2 separate regions of the Homo sapiens genome follow, and region 2 is linked to region 1. Evidence: chromatin loops called from intact Hi-C (ENCODE). Cell type or tissue: A673. All regions are shown on one strand.

Region 1 (5,000 bases):
TCTAAATTTTAATGCTCTTCTCAAGGCCTAAAACCACCACCCAAAGAAGTACTTCTTCCTTTCTTAGCATGTAAAGAAAAAAACTAGATAGTGCTGTCCATGAAACATTAACAACAAAAGCACTTTCTTAAATAAAATACGTTTTCAGAAGCCATAACATACAAAGTAGACATAAAGACCTTGTGTGCTAAAGAGCAATACTGTTTTTACAAATATGATTTTAATTAAGCCTAGAGGAGAAAATTAACAAATACACAAAATAATATCTATCTACAAGATAATATGAATTTCATAATGAATACTAAAATAATAAAAAGCTGCAAATGAGATACCTTGTGATTTGTTAACATCTTTGATGATTTTCTGAAGTTCTTTCATTTCTACATCAAGTTCATCATAGTTTAGTTCTCGAGATTGAACGTTTGGAGCTTGGAACAGAGAAGGATCTGTCCCCAGGTATGAACACTGCAAGTGACCATCATCACTCAGAGTGACTATCACTCCCTTTAAATCACTACAATAAGGAAGAGAAAATGAGACATAATTTTAAATTTCAGTAGAGTTAGTCTTGACCAACTACATTTTTACTCAATTCAGCATCAACACACCATTAAGAAAATAACTATATATCTATTTCTAAAGTTTTACTTCAAAGACTCAATTCAAATGTTTCAAACACGATTTGTATTTACAGAAGTATTCCCAATGTTAAGGTCCACTAAGGCCGGGAAAAAAGCTTAATTATTATAATAGCTACCACTTTTGGGGACCTAACTACAAAGCAAATCCTGCTCTAAGAGCATTTTAAGTACTGTTTTTAATCCTCCTTCCAGCTACTACTTGGCATTTCCGTAATAAGCATGTGAACAACACTTTGGAGGTACAATGGACCAAGAGATGGAGCGGGGCTGCTGGCTGGCTGAAGACCAGGAAGGAGGCACAGGAGTGAAGACAGGACAACCCAGGGGACAGAAAACCAACGAAGTTGATGTGGGAAGCCATCGGAGGTCTTGCGAAAAAAAAAGTGCCCCCGGTCTTTCCTCATCCTTTTCCCTCTCTACCCTTAGGATTCATGTTTGCCCTCTTTCCCAGGTCCTCCCATCACAGCTTCCTTCACACGCTCTCCTATTCAAGTGGCCCTCTGGTTTGTTCTCTCTTTCTCTTCACTTTTAGCTAGAAGCAGCCAATTGTCCCATTTACTAGCTCTTTCTCTATCACTCTTCTCATCCTCATTATCTTTTTTATTCCCCATTCTTTCACTCTTCCTTCTCTCTTAGGCTCCCTGAGGTCTGTTTTACTCTAGAAACTAGCCATAATATATAAATTAAGGATAATTTTAGCACACAATTTTTTTAAAGTTGTTTTTGTGAACATGTCATAAAAAGTAGCTGAGATGAATACTGTATTTGCTTCCTCCCTAAGTTTGCCATAAAAACAAAAAAATTCAACATCGTGATAAGCCATTTTGAGTTGATACATAATGGATTTGTTTGACTCACTTTTGTTTGTTAGGTTTTCTACAGAAACTTTTGATTTTTTTTTAAAGTATTTTCTACTTGGTTCTAAAGGTTAGATATTAATCAAAAATAATAAATTGGGCACAGTAGCACAAGCCTGTACTCCCAGCTACTTGAAGAGGCAAAGAATCACTTAAGCCCAGGAGTTTGAATCCAGCTTGGGCAACATAGCAAGACCTTGTCTCTAAAAGTAAACAAAAATAGAAAAATTGTGAGAGAAAAGAAGATGTTTAAATGTTGCTATTCATCTGAAGAAGAGAAAAGGACATAAAGTATATAACAGATAAGGCATGTAAGAGTCTAGGATTATTTAGAATGAACAAAAATGTTTAAAACTCCCCAACAGTGGATCATGGCAGGTAGTCATTTCATTAATCTAAAAGCTCAACTGGGTTGGGAGTAGATACTACCATTGCTCAGTTCTGCCCATAAGATGGTCACCAGCATCCACTTCACCACCTGCCTTAAACACAACATTCCAATACACATCATCTCCAGGACTCAGGCATAGTCAGTGACATGCAACCCTGTCATATTACTTGAGAGGAATAAAAAATAGATTGTTGTCACTGGTTCAACAGCTAAAGAACTAGACTAGGACGCAGGAGACTTGAGTCTGGCTCTGATGCTGCTCCTGTAGAGCTCAGTCAACTTGGGAAAGCTTTCCTAAATATTCTTTATATGTAAAATGAGAAGGTAAGACTAGATAATCCTCAAAAACTTTAAGTTTTATCAATTGCTTCTGCCATCTACCCCTCAGAAAACAAATAGTCCAAAAATGGAATGATCTTCTTAAAGTATGAAAAGCAACCCCAGAGTACCTTTGGGTTTGAACCTTTCTTTGCAGGTAACTGAAGCCATCTAGTGGCCATGGAAATCCCAACTTTCAGCTCTGACAAGCCCATTTCAAGAGAGCAAATCTTCCCTTCCCTCTGAGTTGTGACTGTAGTCTGTTCCGCATTCTAGCTAGCCCCACTAAGCCCTACGAACCCAATGAGTCCTCAGGCAACTCTAGGGTGCTAAAGCGCAGACCTCTGGGGGGGGCTTCTCAGAGAATGTGAGATTCATCAGTTCTTTGAATTCAAACAGGCATTTCCATTTCATCTTCATCCTTTGAACAGTCCATCATACAGAAAAGCTAGCATTACCCAATACAAGTATTCCTCCTTATCTAAATTGAGTTGGTCTTTGAGTTGAAAGGTTTATTACTAAATCAGTTTTATTCCATCAATTTAGATAGCAAATGGCAACAATTTAGATACAAGCCATTTATCTAAAAAATTATCTGAACCTATTAAGTTTCTGAGTTCAAATAGGAAGAGTTTGGATAATAGAGAATACATATATTTCTTCAGACTCTCTAAAAACACTTTTTACTGGTATTTCACGTGTTCAAGTGGTAAAGAGAGTAGCCAGGGTCTTCCCTCACCAAAAGAACAAATTTCACCAGAATGTCTTGACAGCTAAGGTAATTATAGAACTTAAGCAATTTACTTTTTAAAAAATCAATTGCAAAAGACATTATAGGCTGGGGATGGTGGCTCACGCCTGTAATCTCAGCATTTTGGAAAGCCGAGGCAGGTGGATCGCTTGAGGTCAGAAGTTCAAAACCAGCCTGGCCAATGTGGTGAAATCCCATCTCCACTAAAAATACAAAAATTAGCCAGGTGTGGGTGGCAGGCACCTACAATCCCAGCTACTCAGGAGACTGAGGCAGGAGAATAACTTAAACCCAGGAGACAGAGGTTGCAGTGAGCCGAGACCACTGCACTCCAGCCTGGGCAACACAGCAAGACTCGGTCTCAAAAAAAAAAAGACATTATAGCTTAGTTTGTTTATTTTTATGGCTGAGTAGCATTCCCTGATGATTAGTGATGTCGAGCACTTTTTTATATGTTTGTTGGCTGAAGAAAAAAAAATCTTCTTTTGAGAATTGTCTATTCATGTCATTTGCAAAGATATGAAACCAACCTAAGTGCCCATCAACCAATGAGTGGATAAAGAAAATGTGTATACACACCATGGAACACAACTCAGCCATAAAAAGGAATGAAACAATGTATTTTGCAGCAACTTGGATAGAGCAGGAGGCCATTATTCTAAGTGAAGTAACTTAGACAACCAAATATGGTATGTTCTCACTTATAAGTGAGAGCTAAGCTATGAAGATGCAAAAGCATAAGAATGATGACATGGACTTTGGGGACTGGCAGGAGGGGATGGTTGGGAGAGGGGTGAGGGACAAAAGGCTATATATTGGGTACAGTATATACTTCTCGATGACAGGTGCACCAAAATCACAGAAATCACCACTAAAGAACTTATCCATGTAAGCAAAAACCACGTGTACTCTAAAAACTATTCTTTTTAGATGAGATTCCTAGAGTAGTCAGATTTGTAGAGACCCAAAGTTGAATGGTGGTTTCCAGGGGCTGGGGGAGGGGGTTGAGAGATACAGTCTTGTAAAGATGAAAAAGTTCTGGAGATGGATAGTGGTGATGATTGCACAGCAGTATGAATGTACCTAATGCCACAGAACTGTACATTTTAAAATGCTTAAAATGGTAAATTTTATGTTATGTGTATTTTACCACAATTTAAAAAAACACATAGCACCAAAACAAGGGTGAATGAATAAATTTCAAAAAGCTGTATCAAGAATGATAATATAGTATGTAATTTGTTTAGGGACATTAAAGCCTTCAATCTTGTTTTTCTTTTTTGTTTTTGTTGTTGTTGTTGTTGTTGTTGTTGTTGTTTTGACATGGAGCCTTGCTCTGTTGCCCAGGCTGGAATGCAGTGGCGTGATCTCAGCTCACTGCAACCTCTGCCTCCCGGGTTCAAGCGATTCTCCTGCCTCAGCCTCCTGAGTAGCTGGGATTACAGGCGCCTGCCACCACACCCAGCTAATTTTTATATTTTTAGTACAGACGGGGTTTTGCCATTTTGGCCAGGCTGGTCTCGAACTCCTGACCTCGTGATCCACCTGCCTCAGCCTCCCAAAGTGCTGGGATTACAGGCGTGAGCCCCACACCTGGCCTCTTGTTTTTAATTGTTTTTAATTCAATAGTTTTTGGGGTACAGGTGGCTTTTGGTTATGACTTCAGGTTTTAGATTTAAGTCTTTGATTCATCTTGAGTTGATTTTTGTATAAGGTGGGAGATAAGAATCTAGTTTTATTCTTCTACATGTGGCTTGCCAGTTTTCCCAGCTCCATTTATTGAATAGGGTGTCTTTTACTGAATTTATGTTTTTGTATGCTTTGTCAAAGATCAGTTCGCTCGAAGTCTGGCTTTATTTCTGGGTTCTCTATCCTGTTCCATTGGTCTATGTGCCCGTTTTTATACCACTACCATGCTGTTTGGGTAACTACAGCCTTGTAGTATAATTTGAAGTTGGGTAATGTGATGCCTCTAGATTTGTTCTTTTTGCTTAGTATTGCTTTGGCTATGCGAGCTCTTTTTTGGTTCCATAAGAATTTCA
Region 2 (5,000 bases), 420 kb before region 1:
TATTATTATTGTTTGGGAAGCAATGGAAAACGGCTTTCCATTTTGCTATTTGTATTTAGATGATGGGAAAGGAATAATTTGAACAATGATTCCCATCTGGAACTTTATTCAAATGGCCTGCACCAGTCATATGGAGATGACACTTTGGCACATACGCGAAGTACCAAAGGGTACACTGTGTTTAAAATTTGGAGAAAATTCTCCATATAAATAAATTCACTATGAATCACAACAAATTGCCTACCCACTGCTTCTGAAACATCTTTAGCCGGAAAAACACCAGCACATTTTAAGAATACAGAAATGCTCCCAATGAGGCAGAACTGCATTTCATTTTTGGACTTAGAAAGTAAGAATGAAAATCATGGGCATCCATATCAAGAAAGAACAGTGCCTTTTAAATAAGATTTCATGCTCTAGGACACTAACAAATCAAAAAAATAAACAGATAAAACAGCAAATTCCTCAGGAATTTGGTGTGTTTTAAAAGAACATTTACAAAAAGGGAAAGAAAAAAAGACAGAGTCACTTCATATTTTTTTCAGATATTTTCTAGCCCTACAAAGCCCTGCCTTTTCCCACACGGAAAGACAGCCAGTGGCTGCGTGGCCACGGGTAATTTGGATTTAATTGTGTTTGCTTAAGCCATACATTCCACTCCCAAACCATAAAAACGAATCCTAGAAATCACAATAATTTGAAAACTCTGGAGTCTGTGTCCTGTTTGCTTTTTCAAAAGAAGATTCTCAGGAAAGCTTTATTGCAACCTGTATGTTTACCTTTGGGATCTTCCTAAAACACAGTACCTCCTTTAGAAGGATGCATGGAAGATCAAAAGACGCAACTGCAGTGCCTCCAAGTAGCACTGTCAGCCCATTGCTAGAGGAGGATCTCAGAGAAAGAGGGCTGGGTTTCCAGGGCCTTTACTCTCATATGTAGCCATTTACTTCTTTGACAAATATTTACTGAGTGCCTACTATGTGCTGAGGAGAAAAGGCATCCTGGCGAGAGCACAGGCTTAGAATCTGATAGGCCTGGGCTCAATGATTGGCTTTGCAGTTTTCTAAATGGGCAGCCTTGGGCAGATTAGTTAACCCCTGTATGCCAGGCACATAGTGGAAAGTCAGTGGAGATTTGTCAAGGAAATAAATAAATAAGTTTTTGTTTCTTCATCTATAAAATGTGGCTATCAGAGCCTGCTTTGTGGGGTTATTGAAGATGTGATGAGAAAATGGATAGATCGTGCTTTATTGCTGTTGCTGTTTTTCCATTAGTATACAGTGGTCCCCGATCTTTGGTACTGTGGAGAAGGCAGACAAGCAAATCAACAATTATTCTGCAATGTGGCTGAAAAATAAACTAAACTAGGGGTGGGAAAGCACAGTGGTGAGACTCAGAAAAGGCTTCCCAGGGAAATGATTCTCGAGCTAAGGTTTATCAGGTAGGTAAAACCCAGCCAGGCAAAAGAAGGGAGGAATGGCATTCCAAGCAAACGGATTGGAACCCAGTGGGCAAAGAGGCAGGAGGGAGGTCTGTGTCCTGACAGGTGGCTTGATGTGGCTCAACTCCCAGGCACACGGGGGCAGATAATAGGCTAAAGAGATAGGCTTTATTCAGTCATTTTTCTGGGTCTCAACCTTACATTCTTAATCCAAACCAAACACCAGTGATGGAGGCACGGGTAAGAAAGAAACTTGGTCAGGCACAGTGGCTTACACCTGGAATCCCAGCACTTTGGGAGGCCAAGGCAGGTAGATCACTGGAGATTAGGAGTTCGAGACCAGCCTGGCCAACACGGTGAAACCCCATCTCTACTAAAAAAAAAAAAAAAAAACAAAAATTAGCTGGGCGTGGTGGCACATGCCTGTAATCCCAGCTACTAGGGAGGCTGAGGCAGGAGCATTGCTTGAACCCGGCAGGTGGAGGTTGCAGTTAGCCGAGATTGAGCCACTGGACTCTAGCCTGGGCAACAGAGCAAGACTTTAACTAGAAAAAAAAAAAAAGAAAGAAGAAAGAAGAAAAGAAAGAAAGAAAGAAAGAAAGAAAGAAAGAAAGAAAGAAAGAAAGAAAGAAAGAAAGAAAGAGAAAGAAAGAAAGGAAGGAAGGAAGGAAGGAAGGAAGGAAGGAAGGAAGGAAGGAAGGAAAAGAAAAGAAAGAAAGAAAAGAAAGAAAGAGGGAAGGAGGAAGGGAGGGAGGGAAGGAAGGAAGGAAGGAAGACTTGCAAGCAGGAAAGCGTCTATTGCCACCATGGCTGTAGGGCAGTGGGGTGGTTCCAGGATTCAGCCTTCACAGAAGCCACCAGAAAATCTACAGGAGTCAGCAGGAAACCTGTTATTTTCCTGAAGCACCCAACTCTAAATGACACTTGAAATCTTAGAGTTTTAATATCTTTATCCTAGTATTTTTAGTCCTGAATTCCTGAACTTAATTGCTAATCCCATCTACAGTCACGCATTGCTTAATGATGGGGATATATTTGGAGATATGTGTCCTTAGGTGATTTCGTTGTTGTGACCATCACAGAGTGCATTACACAACCTAGATGGTAGGGCCTCCTACACACCGAGGCTATGTGGTATGGCCTAGTGCTCCTAGACTACAGACCTGTACAGCATGGTCCTGTACTGAATACCGTAGGCAACTGTAACACAGCAGTATTTGTGTATAAGATATCTAAACACAGAAAAGATAGAGTAAAAATACTGTATTATAATCTTATGGGCCCACCATCATCTATGTGGTCCTGTGGTTTAATAAAACATCGTAATATGGCGTGTAACTGTAGATTTACATTTTCAGCTTTTCATCTATGAGCATTTTATCTTAATATTTTACCTCCTCTATGCTTATGCTTTTAAACTTTTATCTTATTAACTTCAAGCCTCTTATCTTTTATTTTAAATATCATTCATTTTATCACATGTACCTTATCTTACAAACATTTTAAATTTTATTTTCAACTAATACTTTGTTTTTCTTACATTTTTTTTCTGGCAGTGTTTTAATTTTATTCACCTTGTAACTTTCTAGCTTCTTTTTCTTTTAAAAGAATTTCTTCTTTCTTTTCTCTTTCATTTTCCTTTTCCTCCTCCTCCTTTTCTTTGCCTTCCTTTTCTTCTATTTGACCATATTTGGGTTTGTTTTTTTAGTGTCCAGAGAAGACAAAAGCTGATAGAGAAGGGAACATGGTGAGAAGCTACCCCACAGACAGAGGCAGCTGGATCAATGTCCTTCTTCCCCTTGGGTAACTCTGTGGACCCTCCTGCCCCAATTGTCCTTGCAGCTTCCCCTAAAATGCAGCCTGAACACCCTCCCTCTGCCTGCTATCCCGCCCAGCTCCACCAATGATTTACCCAGCCCTTTAAAGAATGGATTGAGAAAGAGAGAGAGAGAGAGGAAACTTACCTGCAGAGAATAACATGTTAACCCCTTCCCTGGCTGCAGTTCTGTGACATAGTACACAAAAGATATTGCAATTGTTTTTCTTTCTGACATCATATCTACCAGGCCTTACAGGAATTTTTTGCATGTTTAGAATCCATGTGTGTGTGTGTGTGTGTGTGTGTGTGCATGTGTGTGTTATCAGAGACTGTTGTGCCCCTACTAGGAGGTTTTAAACATTGTCAGAACCTATACGTGTTCTCCCAGAACATCAGATATCAAAGAGCAAGGGGGGCCCGTGCATTTCGAAGATACGTGCCCAGGTCTCCCCTAGTAGTTCTCAGGGAGAGAAGTAGGTAAGGCTGAGCTTCTCCACTTTTTTATTGTCTTCCAGAAAAGAACAGAATGTTATTCTGAGGAGAATGGAATTTCTGAAGATCATTTAATCATCTCTCAGGGTCTAGGCTGCTTTGTACACATAAGAGTAATTTAGGGAACTGTTAATAATGCAGATTTCACCTACTCAACATCAGCCTTGGCAAAGAACTTATGGCTAAGTCCCCAAAAGCAATTGTAAGAAAAACAAAAAAACAACAGTGGGACCTAATTATACTAAAGGGCTCTGCACAACAAAAGAAAATAGCAACAAAGTAAACAGACAACCTGCACAATGAGAGAAAATATTTGCAGACTATGCATCCAATAAAGGACTACTATCCAGAATGTGTAAGGAACTTCAATCAGCAAGCAAAAAACAAATGACCTCATTAAAAGACAGGCAAGGCTGGGAGCGGTAGCTCACACCTGTAATCCCAACATTTTGGGAGGCCAAGGTGGGCAGATCACTTGAGGTCAGGAGTTCGAGACCAGCCTGGTCAACATCCAGTGAAACTCCATCTCTACTAAAAATACAAAAAGTAGCCAGGCATGGTTGTGCACACCTGTAATCCCAGCTACATGGGAGGCGGAGCAATAGAATCGCTTGAACCTGGGAGGCAGAGGTTGCAGTTAGCTGAGATCACACCTCTGCACTCCAGCCTGAGCTACAGAGCAAGACTCCGTCTCAGAAAAAAAAAAAAAAAAAAAAAAAAAAGATGGGCAAAGGACATGAACAGCTGCTTCTCAAAAGAAGATATACAAGTGGCCAAGAAACATATTTTTAAAAATGCTCATTGTCACTAGTCATAACAGAAATGCAAATCAAAACCACAATGAGATTCTATCTCACCCCAGTCAGCATGGCTATTATTAAAAAGTCAAAAAATAGCAGAGGCTGGGGAGGTTGCAAAGAAAAGGGAACACTTAAACACTGCTGGTGGGAATGTAAGTTAGGCCAGCTACTGTGGAAGGTAGTTTGTAGTTTTCTCAAAGAGCTTAAAACAGAACTACCATTTGACCCATCAATCCCATTACTGGGTATAAACCCAAAAGAAAATAAACTTTTCTACCAAAAGGACACACACACTCATATGTTCATCACAGCACTATTCACAATAGTGAAGTCATGGAATCCATCTAGGTGCCCATCAAAGATGGATTAGATAAAGGAAATATAGTACATATACACCATGGAATACTACACAACCATAAACAAGAATGAAATCAGGTCCTTTGCAGCA

The links. Peaks named below come from ENCODE experiments on the same cell type or tissue, not always from the same donor. Only the 100,000 strongest peaks of a DNase experiment are listed, where the experiment ranks them.
Region 2: it touches region 1 in a loop (5-fold over the local background); 6 of 110 quality-filtered maps call a loop at or near these places.

Annotation. Positions count from the first base shown.
Region 1 is chr7:33,331,955-33,336,954 of GRCh38, reverse strand. It overlaps BBS9 (Bardet-Biedl syndrome 9), which reads right to left. Exons shown (of 23, transcript NM_198428.3): 10 at 333-514. Among named protein-coding and RNA genes, the nearest start is that of BBS9, 200 kb to the right of the region's middle. In A673, a CTCF peak has its summit at 2,377 (motif pointing left); no DNase peak of the experiment used is centred here.
Region 2 is chr7:33,749,965-33,754,964 of GRCh38, reverse strand. No RefSeq gene overlaps it. Among named protein-coding and RNA genes, the nearest start is that of FLJ20712, 26 kb to the right of the region's middle. RefSeq lists an enhancer at 2,806-4,005. In A673, no CTCF peak of the experiment used is centred here; a DNase peak (open chromatin) is centred at 2,314; H3K27ac peaks cover 343 bases.